2 separate regions of the Homo sapiens genome follow, and region 1 is linked to region 2. Evidence: chromatin loops called from intact Hi-C (ENCODE). Cell type or tissue: CD4-positive, alpha-beta T cell. All regions are shown on one strand.

Region 1 (8,000 bases), 370 kb after region 2:
GTGCACGTTTATTTTGTACACACTCCTGTGCACTCTGGAACATTCAGAGACACCCTCACAGACACACAGAGGCTAGCACAGTCAGGTGTTCTCAACACTCAGGTGCCTTCACCCAGCCCAGGGCTGTCCCCTTCTCTCCAGCCAAGCAGGCTCCGCCTTTTCTCCCCGCCCACTTCCCACCGTCCTCTGGGGCCTCTAGGGCCTCTCTCCAGAGCTGGGGGAGGGGACAGGGCAGGGCTTACCCGGCTGATGTGGCAACAGCGCTCACCTGCAGCCAGGGCCACGCCCTCCACTGGGAAAGGCTTAAAGGAGCAGGAATCCCAGGTGTTGACCTCACAGGGTCTGTGCCCATGTTTTTCAGATGGGGTCAAATGGAGAATGGGACTTGAACCCAGGACTCCAGTGCCAAGAGCTGGGTGGGGAGTAGGCAGGGGATGCTCCTGCTGGGAATGGGGAAGCCTGGGTTCCAGACCCACCTCTTGCCTGCCCTGGTTAGCTGCTTGGCAACCTACGCCTCCCCACTGCTCCTCAGCTCCCTGACAGGCACTCCCACCTTCTTGCAGTCCCTGTCTCAGGAGTCAGCACTCTCCTGAAAGCCACCCAAGCCAGAAACCTGGGCATCCCGCCACACACCTCTCTCTACCTGTGGAATCTATCCCTAAACATTTCCTGAACCTGGGTAGAAGATGCAGTAGGCAACCAGCCAGCTCTTTCCCAGCTCTGTGACTTAGGGCAAGTCACTGCTGTTCTCTGACCCTCAGTTTCCTCATCTGTAAATGAGGCGTGATCACACCCACCTCACAGGATTGATGAGACAATTTAACTACATAATACAGATAGAGCGCTGTAGGCCCAGGCCCAAGAACTCTGGACTGGTTTGGTGAGTGACTAGATATATGGATGAGTTGCCCAACATACTGAGGCAGGCCAGGTCACCCCTACTGCAGCCTCACTGATCCTGCCACCTCCTAGGGAATTCCAAAGGACCTGTCTCACAGTGTGGTTTGCTGCTGCTTCCAAAGCTCGGGCAGCCCAGCCCAGCCCAGCCCTAACTGCTGTATCAAGGTAGAAGGGTTAGGCCGGTGGACAGTGGCAGAGGTGGAGAGGGGTCAGGGAGACACAGCCATGCCTGTGGGAGCCACCAGCCTGCTGGGGGAGATCCAGCTCAGCTCTGCTCCTGGAGTACCTGGCTGAAGCAAGGAAGGCCCATTCTGTTCTTGCGGCTCCAAGGCTAGTTAGTGAACATATCTAGCATGGCCCAAGGGCTCCAAAGCCTGAAGTAGAAGCAGCCTGGTCCAGGAGCTCCTGGGCTGGTAAGGGAGACACTCCTGAGCCCAGGTCCTCAAACTAGTTGGGGAGATAGAGCATTCGCCTGGGATTCCCAGTCTGATGGGAGCAAATTGCCCTCTCCTAGGGGCTCCTAGGCTGGTAAAAAACACAACTCTTTCCGGGCGCGGTGGCTCACACCTGTAATCCCAGCACTTTGGGAGGCCAAGGCAGGCGGATCACCTGAGGTCGGGAGTTCGAGACCAGCCTGACCAACATGGAAAAACCCCGTCTCTACTAAAAATTAGCCGGACATGGTGGCACATGCCTATAATCCCAGCTACTCGGGAGGCTGAGGCAGGAGAATCGCTTGAACCTGGGAGGCGGAGGTTGCAGTGAGCCGAGATCGTGCCATTGCACCCCAGCCTGGGCAACAAGAGCAAAACTCCGACTCAAAAAAAAAAAAAAAAAAAAAAAAGGCTGGGCGCGGTGGCTCATGCCTCTCATCCCAGCACTTTGGGAGGCTGAGGCGGGTGGATCACAAGGTCAGGAGTTCAAGACCAGCCTGGCCAACATGGTGAAATCCCGTCTCTACTAAAAATACAAAAGTTAGCCAGGCGTGGTGGCGGGCACCTGTAATCCCAGCTACTCAGGAGGCTGAGGCAGGAGAATCGCTTGAAACCGGAAGACGGAGGTTGCAGTGAGCCGAGATTGCACCACTGCACTCTAGCCTGGGCAAAAGAGTGAAACTCCATCTCGAAGACAAAAAAACATAACTCTTGCCAGGTGCAGTAGCTCATGCCTGTAATTCTAGCACTTTGGGAGGCTGAGGCAGGTGGATCACCTGAGGTCAGGAGTTCAAGACTAGCCTGGCCAACATGAGGAAATCTTGTCTCTTCTAAAAATACAAAAACTAGCCGGGCATGTTGACGGGTGCCTGTAATCCCAGCTACTCGGGATGCTGAGGCAGGAGAATCACTTGAACCTGGGAAGCAGAGGTTGCAGTGAGCCGAGATCTTGCCACTTCACTACAGCCTGGGCGAAAGAGTGAAACTCCATCTAAAAAAAGAAAAAAAAAACACTCTTGTTCTCAGGGACCCCAAGTCACAAAAGAAAACAGACCTGGGACACAGAGGAGTAGTGAGCACAGATGAATTCAGCTTTGTGCGTGAGCCTGTTGCATATTTGTGCACCATTTGTGACTCTGTGCATGTGTGTGCGTGTGTGTGTGGCTGTGTTGACTCTGTGTATGTGCCTTTGAGCCGAGGCTGTTGAGAAAGCTTAGTGAGTGTGGACCCAGTTGGGTGGAATCGCTTATTCATTAGACACACATTTACCAAACATTCACAGGGCAGGGCCCTAGGCATAACATGGAGCCCTTGACTGATGAGGTTCTTGTTTTTGAGGGCTTCACTCTGTAATGAGGGGAGATTAGGCACTAAACAAAAAAATCCTGCTGGGTATGGTGGCTCACACATGTAATCCCAGCACTTTGGGAGGCTGAGTCGGGCGGATCACCTGAGGTCAGGAGTTCGAGACCAGCCTGGCCAATATAGTGAAACCAATAGAGTGAAACCAATATAGTGACCAGCCTGGCCAATATAGTAGTTTTGTAAAAATACAAAAAGTAGCCAGGCATGGTGGTGCACACCTGTAGTCCCTCCCAGCTACTCAGAAGGCTGAGGCAAGAGAATTGCTTGAACCCAGGAGGTGGAGGTTGCAGTGAGCCGAGATCGCGCCACTGCACTCCAGCCTGGGGGACAGAGTGAGACTGCATCTTAAAAAACAAAACAAAACAGCCGGGCGCGGTGGCTCACGCCTCTAATCCCAGCACTTTGGGAGGCCGAGGTGGGCGGATCACAAGGTCAGGAGTTCGAGACCATCCTGGCTAACACGGTGAAACCCCATCTCTACTAAAAAAATACCAAAAAAAATTAGTCGGGCGTAGGTGGTGCACGCCTGCAGTCCCAGCTACTCGCGAGGCTGAGGCAGGAGAACGGCGTAAAACCCGGGAGGTGGAGCTTGCAGTGAGCCGAGATCGCGCGCCACTGCACTCCAGCCTGGGAGACAGAGCGAGATACTGTCTCAAAAAAAAAAAAAAAAAAAAAAAAAAAACAAGAAATGCAAAAGAAACTCAGGCGACCATAGGACCACAGGGAGGGAGCGTCCTGGAAAAAGTGATATTTAAGCTGTGTTCTGAGTAACAAGCTTTAGGGCTTGGGGAAAGGGTGTTCCAGATACAAGGAGTGGCATGTGCAAAGGCTGTGGACCTGGGAGAGGACACGGGGAAAGGTTTTTCTGGAGAAGATGGCTGGATGGGGTTTTGGAAGCGGTAAGGAGAACAAACGGGGCGTTGCTTCAGTTTGAGGGATGTAGTGGGATTGGCCAGGGGAAGATTGCTGGCTTGGGCCTGCACCTGGGGACGGAGGGGCAGTTCCCAGAGGAGTCCAAGGAGCTGAAGGTGCTGCCAACTCCAGAGAGGAGTAGGGAAGCTCCGAAGAGGGGGTTTAGGGAGAGAGCTCCTGGACTGGCCTCTGGGCTGTGCTAGGGGAGAGAGAGACCCATGGAGGCCCGCGAGCCTGGGAAAGGGTCCCCAGCGTTCTCATTCCACAAAGGAATTCAATCAGAGCTCCCTCACAGGACAGAGGGAATTACGGTACATGCACTTCTCCTAAGTTGCTCATTTATTCCTCTCAAGAACTATAATACATTTCCCATTTGAAAACAAAGGAGGCTGGGCGCAGTGGCTCACGCCTGTAATCCCAGCACTTTGGGCGGCCGAGGCCGGTGGATCACAAGATCGGGAGATCGAGACCATCCTGGCTAACACAGTGAAACCCCGTCTCTACTAAAAACATATAAAAAAATTAGCCAGGCGTGGTGGCGGGCGCCTGTAGTCCCAGCTACTCGGGAGGCTGAGGCAGGAGAATGGCGTGAACCTGGAAGGCGGAACTTGCAGTGACCGGAGATCGCGCCACTGCACTCCAGCCTGGGCGACACAGCCAGACTCCGTCGTCTCAAAAAAAAAAAAAAAAAAAAAAAAAAAAAAAAGGAAGCAGAAGCTCAGAGAAGCCTAAGGGTACAGAGCGGGGAAACGTGAGAGACTGCTCTGCTCTGGATTCGAACCCAGCTCAGAGTCTAAGGCCTGGCACCTTCCCTGAGTCCCACAGCCTCCCAGCAAGCGCATGCGCCCTTTAAACTCCAGCAGCTCGCTATGGGTGGATCTGCGGCTATTATTGTTGTGTGTTCATTATCACTGCGGTGCTAAAGGACGTCCTTGATTCAGCTGGGACGCCGACCTCCCCACTGTCGGCGCGCCATCGGTCCTGAAAACTCAGGGCCCGGGCGGCCCCGCGCGGCTGCGGCGGAAAAGACAACCCCCGGGGCGCGGGGTCGGCGTGGCGGCGCCCCCTGGAGGCAGTGCTCGGCATTGCCCGACCTGGGGAGGAACGACCCTGAACGCAGCTTCCTCTGAAGCGGTGGCTGGTGGTCAGCACCGGGTAGGCCCCAATGGCTCCCAGACAGCGGTCCCAGAGGGCAGGGAGAAAGAAGGAAATAAAGAGAAGAACACTTATCAAGTGTCTCTTGTATACTGGGCAAAAGGCTGGGCATTTCCTGCACATTTTCTCATTTAACGCCCACCCAATCTCATTTCCTAGAAGCAGAATCAGGGGGCCAGGCGCGGCGGCTCACGCCTGTAATCCCAGCACTTTGGAAGGCCGAGGCGGGTGGATCACCTGAGGTCAGGAGTTTGAGACTAGCCCGGCCAACATAGTGGAACTCCGTCTCTACTAAAAATACAAAAATTAGCCTGGCGTGGTGGCAAGTGCCTGTAATCCTAGCTACTCAGGAGGCTAAGGCAGGAGAATTGCTTGAACTCGGGAGGCGGAGGTTGCAGTGAGCTGAGATCCAGCCACTGCACTCCAGCCTGGGTGACAGAGTGAGACTTTGTTTCAAAAAAAGAAAAAAAGAAGTGGCCGGGCGCTGTGGCTCACGTCTGTAATCCCAGCACTTTGGGGGGCCAAGGTGGGCAGATCACGAGGTGAGGAGATCGAGACCATCCTGGCTAACATGGTGAAACCCCATCTCTACTAAAAATACAAAAAATTAGCTGGGCGTGGTGGTGGGCGCCTGTAGTCCCAGCTACTCGAGAGTCTGAGGCAGGAGAATGGCATGAACCTGAGAGGCGGAGCTTGCAGTGAGCTGAGATGGCACCACTGCACTCCAGCCTGGGTGACAGAGCAAGACTTGGTCTCAAAAAAAAAAAAAAAAAAAAAAAAGGAAGCAGAACCAGAGAGGTTAAGTAATTTGCCCGGAGACACAAAACAAGTCTGTGGCCATGCCTGGGCCCCTTGGGGCTAAGTCTGAGGATGGAAAGGCTGCCAGATTCCCACTAGACTATAAGTCTCTGAAAGTCAAGGTTAATGACAATGATGTGGATAACACATCATTTATTCGTGGAGGCAGTGTATTGAATCTTGGGTGCCACCATTTCCTCTCTGTGTGACTTTGGTCAACTAAGTTGCATAACCTCTCCAAGCCTCAGTTTTCTCATCAGTAAATGGGCTTTATTACAGGCCCCATGTTATAGGGCTGTTCTGAAGATTTATTGCATTAAAGCAGATAAAATGCCTTCTAGCCCAGGTGCAGTGGCTCCGGCCTGTAATCCCAGCACTTTGGGAGGCCCAAGCAGGCAGATCACCTGAGGTCAGGAGTCTGAGACCAGCCTGGCCAACACGGCGAAATCTCCTCTCTACTAAAAATACAAAAATTAGCCAGGCATGGTGGTGGGTGCCTGTAATCCCAGCTAATCAGGAGGCTGAGGCAGGAGAATTGCTTGAATCCGGGAGGTGGAGGTTGCAGAGAGCCAAAATTGCGCCACTGCACTCCAGCCTGGGTGACAGAGCGAGACTCTGTCTCAAAAAAAAAAAAAAAAGACTAGTTTAGCATCTGGCTTGCAGTAGGGGCTCAAGAATATAGCTAACATCATTTACTAATTTGGCCACTATTTGTTTTTTCTTTTCATTCTTTATTCTCTTCTATTTGTCTTATTCATTACTATACTCTTCATGAACACATCATTTGGCCACTATTTGTTGAAAACCTAGGGACAAGGGACACAGCCATGAAGTCATACAGATATAGGTCTTGCTTTAATGACTTACTGTCTTTGTGTTCTTAGGGTTTAACACATTGTCTGGCCTAACAAATGGTGAAGTGAATGAATGAGCGAGTGAAAACACATGCTGTAGTCAGCCAGCCCCTGGTTGCAGCTTCAGAGAGAGGAAGCAGGAGAAAGGGGAGTTTCAAAAATAATAGTTAATTATTTCTTGTTTTTGTTTTGTTTTGAGACAGAATTTTGCTCTTGTTTCCCAGGCTGGAGTGCAATGGCACGATCTCGGCTCACTGCAACCTCCGCCTCCTGGGTTCAAGCGATTCTCCTGCCTCAGCCTCCCGAGTAGGTGGGATTACAGGCATGCACCACCATGCCCAGCTAATTTTGTATTTTTAGTAGAGACGGGGTTTCTCCATGTTGGTCAGGCTGGTCTTGAACTCCCGACCTCAGGTGATCCACCCACCTCGGCCTCCCAAAGTGCTGGGATTACAGGAGTGAGCCACCGCGCCTGGCTGTGTTATCTAATTTTACAGAGAAGAAAACAATTTCCATGAAGTGGAGTGACTTTCCTAAGGTCACACAGCAAGTAAGCGCTCCAAAGCTTGGATTCATACCCTGGCTCTCTAGAAGCAGTAGGTCAAGGCTGGGTGCGGTGGCTCATGCCTGTAATCCCAGCACTTTGGAAGGTCAAGGCTGGAGGATCGTTTGAGTTCAAGAGTTCAAGACCAGCCTGGGCAACATGGTGAGATACCCCTCTATCTGGCTGTGATCTGTACAAAAAATAAAATATTTAGCCGGGTGGGGTGGCACACACCTGTGGTCCCACTGATCATACCACTGCACTCCAGCCTGGGCAAGAGCAAGACTCTGTCTGAAAACAAAAAACAGAAGTGGTGGGTCTGAGGGCCCTGCCAGGGCATCTCTGTACCACCCTCCTCCCACCTCTAGACGGGTTGCTGGAGCTCTTGGCACAAAGAAAGTGAGCAGAGGCCAGGCGTGGTGGCTCATGCCTGTAATCCCAGCACTTTGGGAGACCCAGGAGGGCGGATTGAAGGTCAAGAGTTCACGACCAGCCTGGCCAATATGGAGAAACCCCTTCTCTACTAAAAATACAAAAATTAGCCAGGTGTGGAGGCAGGTGGCTCAGGAGGCTGAGGCAGGAGAACCCAGGAGGCAGAGATTGCAGTGAGCCAAGATCATGCCATTGCACTCCAGCCTGGGGGACAAGAGCAAGAACGCCGTCTCAAAAAAAAAAAAAAAGTGAGCAGAATGGCCTCCACCTGCATCAGTAGTAATGGGGAATGTGCTACTCTCAGCTTGGAGAGCAGCTCCACTTCCAGTGGCTCATGTGTTGAGCCTCACATTTGATTGCATTTCACAACAACCCTGTGAAGAGGGTGTTAATTGCCCATTTTGCTGAGAGGGAGCTGAGGTTCAGGGAGGTTGGTTTCCCAGGGTCCTATAGGATCTGCTCTGGGGTCTGGTAGAGACAGCTGCCAAGGCCATGCCTCCCCTGCTGCCCTCTGGTGCCTCTCCACTTCCCAGCTCATCCATCCATTCCTCCCACACGCATGTCCACTCACTCACAGTCCCCTGCCTGCCCCATTCTACCAGCCAC
Region 2 (8,000 bases):
GGGTCAGTGCACCGTGCGGGCAGGGCTCACCTTGTTGGCACAGCTAAAGCCCAGCCCCAGCTGGGCCAGAACCTTCAGCACACCTGGGCTGCTGTTGCACTTGACAGCATAAAAGGGCCGGACTCGTGGCAGGCACTTCAGAAAGCAAAAGTGCTTCCTCACTATGGCACCCAGGTCAGCCACGAAGAAGGCAGCTACCTCGTCCTGAATGACAAGAAGTGGATGAATGTGAGACCCCATCCAGCTCGCACCCTGTGCATGCCATCCGTGATCCTTCCAAGTACCTGACCCAGGTTCAGTACTGGCCACAGAGCTACCCTGCTGCTAAGTTTTCTGGGCCTCCCCAAGCCTACAGGGCAGAAGGCAAACTCCTCAGCCTGGCATTCAAGGCTCTGATCTAGCCCCAATCCCTCCCCTCAATGCGGCTAAAACTCCAGCTGTAGGCTGGATCATTTTCCCACCTTCAAACCTTTGTTCCCACCATGTCCTGCAGAATACCCTCCCCACTCCTGTGTCTGGCAAAATCCTTAAAGTTTCACTCAAATGCCACCTTCCCCAAACCAATAAGGCAACTCTGCTTTTAAATGCTCCCACTGCATTTGCATATGCTTCCAAGGTATCAGAACTGCATATGCATCTGTCCATTCTAGAAAAGGGTAAACTCCCTAAAGGCAGAAGCTATGACCTACAGCTCACTGCCTTCCAAACACAGGTGCTCAATGAAGCCTTAAGCTAGTCCCACTGACACTGCAACCTATCCCTATGGACAACTGTTCATTGTAGATGTGCTAAAGGCCAAACATGTATGAGGCTGTGGGTGAGACCACATTACTTAAATGTGGAAGGGACCCTTCCAGAGTTGCTTCCCTGGGACTCAGTTTCCCTTTCATGCAACACTTTTTTACTCATGCCCACTTGGTGCCAAACGTTATGCTAAGGGACAGAGATGACCAAACAGTACTGTTGTTCTGAAGGAGCTTGGGTCTGGAAGAAAAGGAACCCCTTAAGTACTTACAAGTCCATTCAGCAGATGTTAGATGGCAGTTTCTACAAGGTGCAATGCAGGGGCATGGAGAAAGAAAATAGAAAATCTGCCTGGGGCGATCAGGAAAGGCAACACTGATGAGAAGCAAGGAATGACTAGAAAGGGGTAAAGAGGGGAGAGGCTGAGAGAAGGATGCTGCAGGCAGAAGGAACAGCCTGGGCAAAGGCATGGTAATAGCATCATTGGGCACACAGCATCATTGGGAAATGCAAATTGAGTCATTCAGCTCCGAAGGAGCATAATATATACTGTGGGGAAAGCTGGGAATGGGGCTATGGAGGCAGGGAAGCTCTGACTTGATCCTGTAGGCAGTGGAGAATTGCCAAATTCAGATTTTGAACAGGACTATGATACCTTTGGAGGGGGTGGCATGAGACCGGGAGATCAGGGGGCCTTTGGAGAGAGGAAGACTGAACTAGAAAGCGAGGTTCCACATAAGCACACTGGAGGCTTATTTAAGGAGGCAGAATTCACAGAGCTTGGTAATGCCTAGATGTGGGCGGTGAGGGAGAGGGGGCAGCAGGAAAGGAATCCCCCGTTTCTGACCTTGGAGGGCTGGGTAAAAAGGCAACATAGGAGGGGCAGGTTTGGGGGCAAGGACAAAGAATTGGGGATAAATTGAGCCCCTCTCTTGCAAATAGCAAGGATTGCGTACCAAATAAGCGAAAGGATAAGATGAGGGCCCTAGGGACCCTTCCTGAGGAGGCAGCTGATCTGTACAGGGGACCGGGGACCCACCCCCATTCCCAGCCCCTCACCGTGGTGGCCTGTGAGGCCCCCAGAGTGAGTTCCTTCAGCAGGTCTCGGGTACTGAAGCCCTCCTCCACCATCACAAAGTCCGATTCACTCAGGTAGCCAGCCATGCCTTGCAGGAGGAGCTGACGGGCTGGATGGAGCCGCTGCTGCAGCCGCCGCCTTAGAAAGTATGCAACACACTGCGGGGCGAGGGGAGATGAAGGGAACCGCTGGGGGGCCGGCTCTGCTGCCCCACTCGCCTCCCGAGGCCAGGGATCCCAATCCCGTCACAACCCGCCCCCAGCACAAGCCCGGGGTTCACTGGGCAAGGGTGGAGAAAGTCAAGAATCCCGGATTTCAGACGGAGACAAGGCACCGTATGCCCAAATGTCACTGCCTCTCCGAGTCAGTTGCTCCCTCTGTAAAATGGATGAATTGTTTTGGAGAGCCTTCCCAGTTCTGAAATTCTGGATTTCAGGAAAGAGTGAGAGAGAGATGGAACAGAAAATCTGAGAAACTTGGGTGGGGAAGTTTCCAGGGCGCCCCCAGTCTTGACCACGCCCACCTAGAGGGTAGCCGGTGGCCACATCAAGGCGTCTCAGCCTAAGAGCAAGAGCTTAAGTTCGAGTCCGCTCTCTACTGCTTGACCTCGGGTACCCTCTGACCCTTTCGGAGCCGCAGTTTCCCCAATTGTAAATGGGGGCTGGACTGATCCTGAGGTGCTAGAATTCTAGGCGTGCCTGGGGACGCCACGCGGTGGGTGGGGGCCGCAAGCTCCTGGGAGAGAACGGAAGGCCGAGGTTTTTTCTGTCCGAGTGACTCCTACAGAGTGCAGGGCTGAGGTCCCCCCAACCCCCAGGGCCCCTTACCAAACTCCGTCCTCCTTCGCGGGGGCCAGAGCCAGGCGCGCTGCTAGGGGGGGTCGCCGGTGACCTCGAAACTTGTGCAACACCCCGAGGAGGAGTGGCAGTTGCGGAGCCGAGGCCTCTGCTGACAGGAGGCAGAAGGGGCAGGGAGGCAGGTCAGCACCAGGGCGGAGGGCGTCCGCTCCCCGAGGCTCCCCAGGCCACTTTCCGCACTCGCCTTAAAACGCATTTACACGGCTTCGGCCCATAGGTCTCCCCAGGGAGTGAATCGGATCCTCGGCGCCTCCGCTCTCTCGCTTCCCCGGGCTCGGGTCCCGCGGCCTGCGCCCCGCCAGCCCAGCAGCCACAGACCCCCACGCCCCGCCTTCCGCCCGCCGCTGGCTTATATAACCCCGCCCAGGCCCCGCCCATAGTGCCGAGGCCCTACCTCCGCTTGGCCGTAGCCCTGGCAACCGGGTGCCGCCATCCCATTGGTCGATTCCGACATAAAGCATTCAGCTCTGCTCGCCCTTACTGTAGTCTTCTCCCCCGGAGGCCTGGCGGTGGCTACCTCACGCTGGAAGTCAGAACTACAGGGCCGCCGCCACGCAGGTGAGACACTTAGACCCTGCATCTTAGGTCTTAGAGAGTGGGCAGGACCAGGAAGCCTTTTCTGCCTCTGCCTCAACTTACTTCGTGGTCCAGCTCTTGTCTGCGTCAGGAACTGCTCACTCATCTCTCGAAACCCGGTTCCAATGACATGTCCTTGTATTACTTTTGTAATAAAATTCTTTTTATTTAATTGCCTCTTCCAGGCATCTTCCCCGACTCCAACTCAAAACGCATCTAAAATGTCTTCAGAGAACCTTTTTGTGACTTTCCCAGTTCAGGGCAATCCCTCCCTTTATCCCATCCTGTGAACCCGGCAAACTCTTACTCATCTCTCAATAGAAATGTGTCTCCTTCTCCAAGAAGCTTTCCCGGACTTCCTCAACTCAAAGCATTTCTTCTATACCGAAAGCTGCTGCTCACCCATCAAAGTCCTGTATAATGTCACCTCTGTTGAACCTTCCATGACTTGCCTGGCCCCAAGGAACACAGCATTTAGTCTGTCTGGACCCCTCACTCATTTGGTTCTTGTTACCCATAGCGTGAGATTCCTGTTGTTATTTTACACTTCTTGTTTGGTTACACTTTGCATCTAGTTTGTGATTTCCCAAGGGCAAGGACTGAATACCCTGCTCAAGAGCCTGGTGCCTGGCATAGACAAGAATGCTGAGGAAGATTCAATAGCTGTGTTACTCAAAAGCTGATATAAAAGTTCATCTGGAAAAGTAAGTGTACAAGAACAGTCAAGACACTCTTTTTGCCCAGGCTGGAGTGCAATGGCACGATCTCAGCTCACTGCAACCTCTGCCTCCTGGGTTCAAGCGATTCTCCTGCCTCAGCCTCCCAAGTAACTGGGATTATAGGCGCATGCCACCACGCACAGCTAATTTTGTATTTTCAGTAGAGATGGGGTTTCACCATATTGGCCAGGGTGGTCTTGAACTCCTGACCTCCAGTAATCTACCCGCCCCGGCCTCCCAAAGTGCTGGGATTATAGGCGTGAGCCACCGCGCCCGGCCAAAACTACAGTCTTTAAAACAGTATGGTGCTGGAGCAGGAAGAGACAGTGGTAAAACAGAACAGGGTCTACAACAGTCCCATATACATTGGAGATTGGTACACAATGGAGGCAGCATTTCAAATCAATGAAGCCAAAGGGCTTTTGGTCTACCATATGTCTTCATGTCCCCTGCTAGGCTGTGGGCTTTTTTTTTTTTTTTTCTCTTTTGAGACAAGATCTGGCTCTGTCACCCAGGCTGGAGTGCAGTGACATGACCTCAGCTCACTGCAACCTCCACCTCCCAGGCTCAAGTGATCCTCCAACCTCGGCCTCCCAAGTAGCTGGGACTACAAGTGCATGCTACCATACCTTGCTGATTTTTGTATTTTTTGTAGAGACAGGGTTTCGCCCTGTTGCCCAGGCTAGTCTCAAACTCCTGAGCTCTAGCAATCTGCCTGCCTCAGCCTCCCAAAGTGCTGGGATTACAGGCGTGAGCCACCATGCCCAGTGGGCTGTAGACTTTTTTTTAAATCAGAGGCACTTCTTGTCCCGCCTTAGTATCTCCCTAGGACACTGCACAACCTAGTTAGAACATGCTCAGTACACAAATGGTGTGGGGCAGGGACCAGAAGCAGGAGAGCCATTTTCTGCTCCCTACCCAGCTGGGACATATAATTGCTGGGTGTCCTTGGCTGAGTCACCCTAACTGGATCTGGGTCACTTCTGCCTGGCTTGATTTCCCCCTGTGAACTGAGAGGTTTCAGACTGATTTCTCTGGGCCCTTCTGCCTGGAACCATCTTGTTTTCTATGCATAGGAGTAGTATTTCAGGAGGCAGCTTTATAGGACAGTCATTTGCAGGACCTTTCTTTGAGATTAATAGTCATTTGCAACATAGTATGAGAACAAGTATCTACCAATCAGGAAGGGTAGATTAGGACGGCCATGGCAGAAACCCTAAAAGATTATACTGAGAGGGCCAGGCGCGGTGGCTCACGCCTGTAATCCTAGCTGAGATGGGAGGATCACGAGGTCAGGAGATCGAGACCATCCTGGCTAACATGGTGAAACCCCATCTCTACTAAAAATACAAAAAAAAATTAGCCAGGTGCGGTGGCGGGAGCCTGTAGTCCCAGCTACTCGGGAGGCTGGGGCAGGAGAATGGCGTGAACCCGGGAGGCGGAGCTTGCGGTGAGCCGAGATCACGCCACCGCACTCCAGCCTGGGTGACAGAGCAAGACTCTGTCTCAAAAAAAAAAAAAAAATTAGACTGAGAGGAGAGGAGCACCCGAATAACTTTGGCTCTACTTTTAGTTAAATCATTCTCTGAGCTGTCTGCATTTGGATGTCATGGTCTGGGTCTGCCCTACCAGCTTTTTTCATCACCTAGTAGGCACATAATAGGTACATTCAATATGTTTACTGAATGAATCAATAGAGGTAAGAAGAAACGAGCCAGAATCCAGTCTGTCCATTTGGAATCTATCAAGAGTAAGTAATCAGAGCAGAAAAATCTGCACCCTGGACTGAGTACAGATAGGCTGTGGCTTTTTCTTTTTTCCCTGCTTGTTATGTGATGTCATTGAAACTCCATGACAACCCTATGTCACAGGAGCCACATTTGTTCTCATTTTACAGATGAGGAATATAAAGCTCAGAAAAGTTCAATAACTTGCCCAGGATCACACAGCAAGTAAAGGTGAAGACTAGATTTAAATACAAGCCAATTCTGACCTTTAACCTTTATGCTTGACTGCCAATCAGTGGCTGAGAATTCTGGCCCCAGCTAAACAAAAGTTACACACTCATCCTGCCAGCATCCAACCCAAAAGCTGGTAGCTTCTCTTCTGCTTGTCTCTCATGCTACTGCTGTTGTAGCATCTATGATTGCTGTGCTGAGCCCTCAAGAACATGGAGCAGAAGCAGGATAAAAATCTTCTGATCTCTAGTCAGAATCATGTCAGCCAAGTCAATCTATTCTTCATAAACCAAGAGTAATCATAGTCACAAACGTTGCAATAATAAAAATGCCTTATTAGTACATAGAACTGGAGAGTTTGAAAAATACTTTCCTGTTCATCATTTTATTCAGGCTTCCCAAAATTCCACCAGTATTAATTTCTTAGGGATGCCATAACAAAGTACCAAAAATGAGTGGCTTAAAATAACAGAAATGTATTGTCTCCAGTTATGGAGGCTAGGAGTCTGGAGTCAAGGAGTTGGCAGGGCCATGTTCTCTCTGATGGCTCTAGGAGAGAATCTTTCCTTGCTTCTTCTAGCCTATGGTGTTAGCTGGCAATCCTTGGCGTTCCTTGGCTCGTAATGCATCACTCCAGTCACATGGCCGTCTTCTCCCTGTGTGTCTTCATATGATCTTCCCTCTATATGTGTTTGTCTCTGGGTCCAAATTTCCCCTTTTAATAAGGATGCTTATCATATGGGATTAGGGTCCATCCTAATGACCCCATTTAAATTTGATTACCTCTGCAAAGTCCTGTTTCCAAATAAGGTCACATTCTGTGGCACTGGAGGTTAGGACTTAAAAATAACATTTTACAAGGACACAATTCAACCCATAACACCACCAAACACTTCTTTTTTCATAATTGACCAAAATATAGATCCACGATGACACCTAGTTGCGAGGGAGGTGGGAAGACGTAGTCTTTATTTGGGTACATTGCTGTTCCTCCTACCCCCCAATAAAATCAAAATACTAATGAAGACAAGGAGAGAAGATATTTTGTGGTAACTAGTAGGGAAGATTATTTCTCCCTTTTAAAGATCAGTATACCACCGGGTGTGGCAGCTCATGCCTGTAATCCCAGCACTTTGGGAGGCTGAGGCAGGTGAATCACTTGAGGTCAGGAGTTCAAGACCAGCCTGGCCAACATAGTGAAACCCCATCTCTACTAAAAATACAAAAAATTAGCCGGGCATGGTGGTGAGCACCTGTAATCCCAGGTACTGGGGCAGCTGAGGTGGGAGAATCAATTGAACCCAGGAGGCAGATGTTGCAGTGAGCCAAGATTGCACCACTGCACTCCAGTCTGGGCAATAGAGCAAGACTCCATCTCTAAAAAAATAAAAAATAAAGATCAGTATATCAGTTGCTATGGTTTGAATGTGTCTCTCAAAAAGCTTGGGTTGTAATTTAATACCCAATGCAACAGTGTTGGGAGGTGGGGCCTAATGGGAAGTGTTTAAGTCATGAGGGCTCCACCACCATAAATGGATTAATGCCCATTATAAAAGGGCTCAAGGCTGTGAGTTCAACCTCTTGCTCTCTCTTGCCCTCTCCACCACCTTCCACCATGAAATTATGCAGCAAGAAGGCCTCCACTAGATGCAGCTCCTCAGTCTTGGACTTCCCAGCCTCCAGAGCCATGAGCCAATTTTCTGTTCATTATAACTTACACAGACTCAGGTATTCTGTTGCAGCAGCACAAAATGGACTAAGACACCAGTTCAGAATGATTATGGAATTTATTCCATAGGGAGAAGTAGACAGAGAAGTAAACAAACATTATTTGAGCACCTGTTGTGTGGCAGACATCATACTGAATGTTTACAAACACATGATTGCATTTAATCTTTAGATAACCCTGTAAGACAGGCATTATTAGCCCCATTTTACAGGTGAGAAAATTGGGATTAAATCCTTTGTCTAAGGTTACCCAGCTAGTGAGTATCAGAACGGAAACTTCACTCTGGTCTGTCTGACTATGCCAGTGAGATGGGCTCTGAGAATAAGGCATGAAGCTCAG

What was found. A loop is a pair of places that touch in the nucleus more often than their neighbours do. Peaks named below come from ENCODE experiments on the same cell type or tissue, not always from the same donor. Only the 100,000 strongest peaks of a DNase experiment are listed, where the experiment ranks them.
Region 1: a loop joins it to region 2, with 5 times the contacts of the local background. A loop is called at or near these places in 28 of 110 quality-filtered maps.

The regions. Positions count from the first base shown.
Region 1 is chr1:32,709,016-32,717,015 of GRCh38, reverse strand. No RefSeq gene overlaps it. Among named protein-coding and RNA genes, the nearest start is that of SYNC, 10 kb to the right of the region's middle. RefSeq lists silencers at 2,394-2,688, 4,559-4,798. In CD4-positive, alpha-beta T cell, CTCF peaks have their summits at 4,465 and 4,668 (motif pointing left); DNase peaks (open chromatin) are centred at 195 and 4,605; H3K4me3 peaks cover 427 bases.
Region 2 is chr1:33,076,158-33,084,157 of GRCh38, reverse strand. It overlaps AZIN2 (antizyme inhibitor 2), which reads right to left and starts at 3,005. Exons shown (of 12, transcript NM_052998.4): 1 at 2,864-3,005; 2 at 2,650-2,770; 3 at 2,346-2,557; 4 at 1,804-1,980; 5 at 31-204. The coding sequence starts at 1,908. It overlaps LOC105378635 (a long non-coding RNA gene), which reads left to right and starts at 3,162. Exons shown (of 3, transcript XR_947163.2): 1 at 3,162-3,237; 2 at 3,831-3,959; 3 at 5,872-6,274. RefSeq lists an enhancer at 1-62 and a silencer at 2,784-3,043. In CD4-positive, alpha-beta T cell, no CTCF peak of the experiment used is centred here; DNase peaks (open chromatin) are centred at 2,387 and 3,087; H3K4me3 peaks cover 1,779 bases; H3K27ac peaks cover 1,120 bases.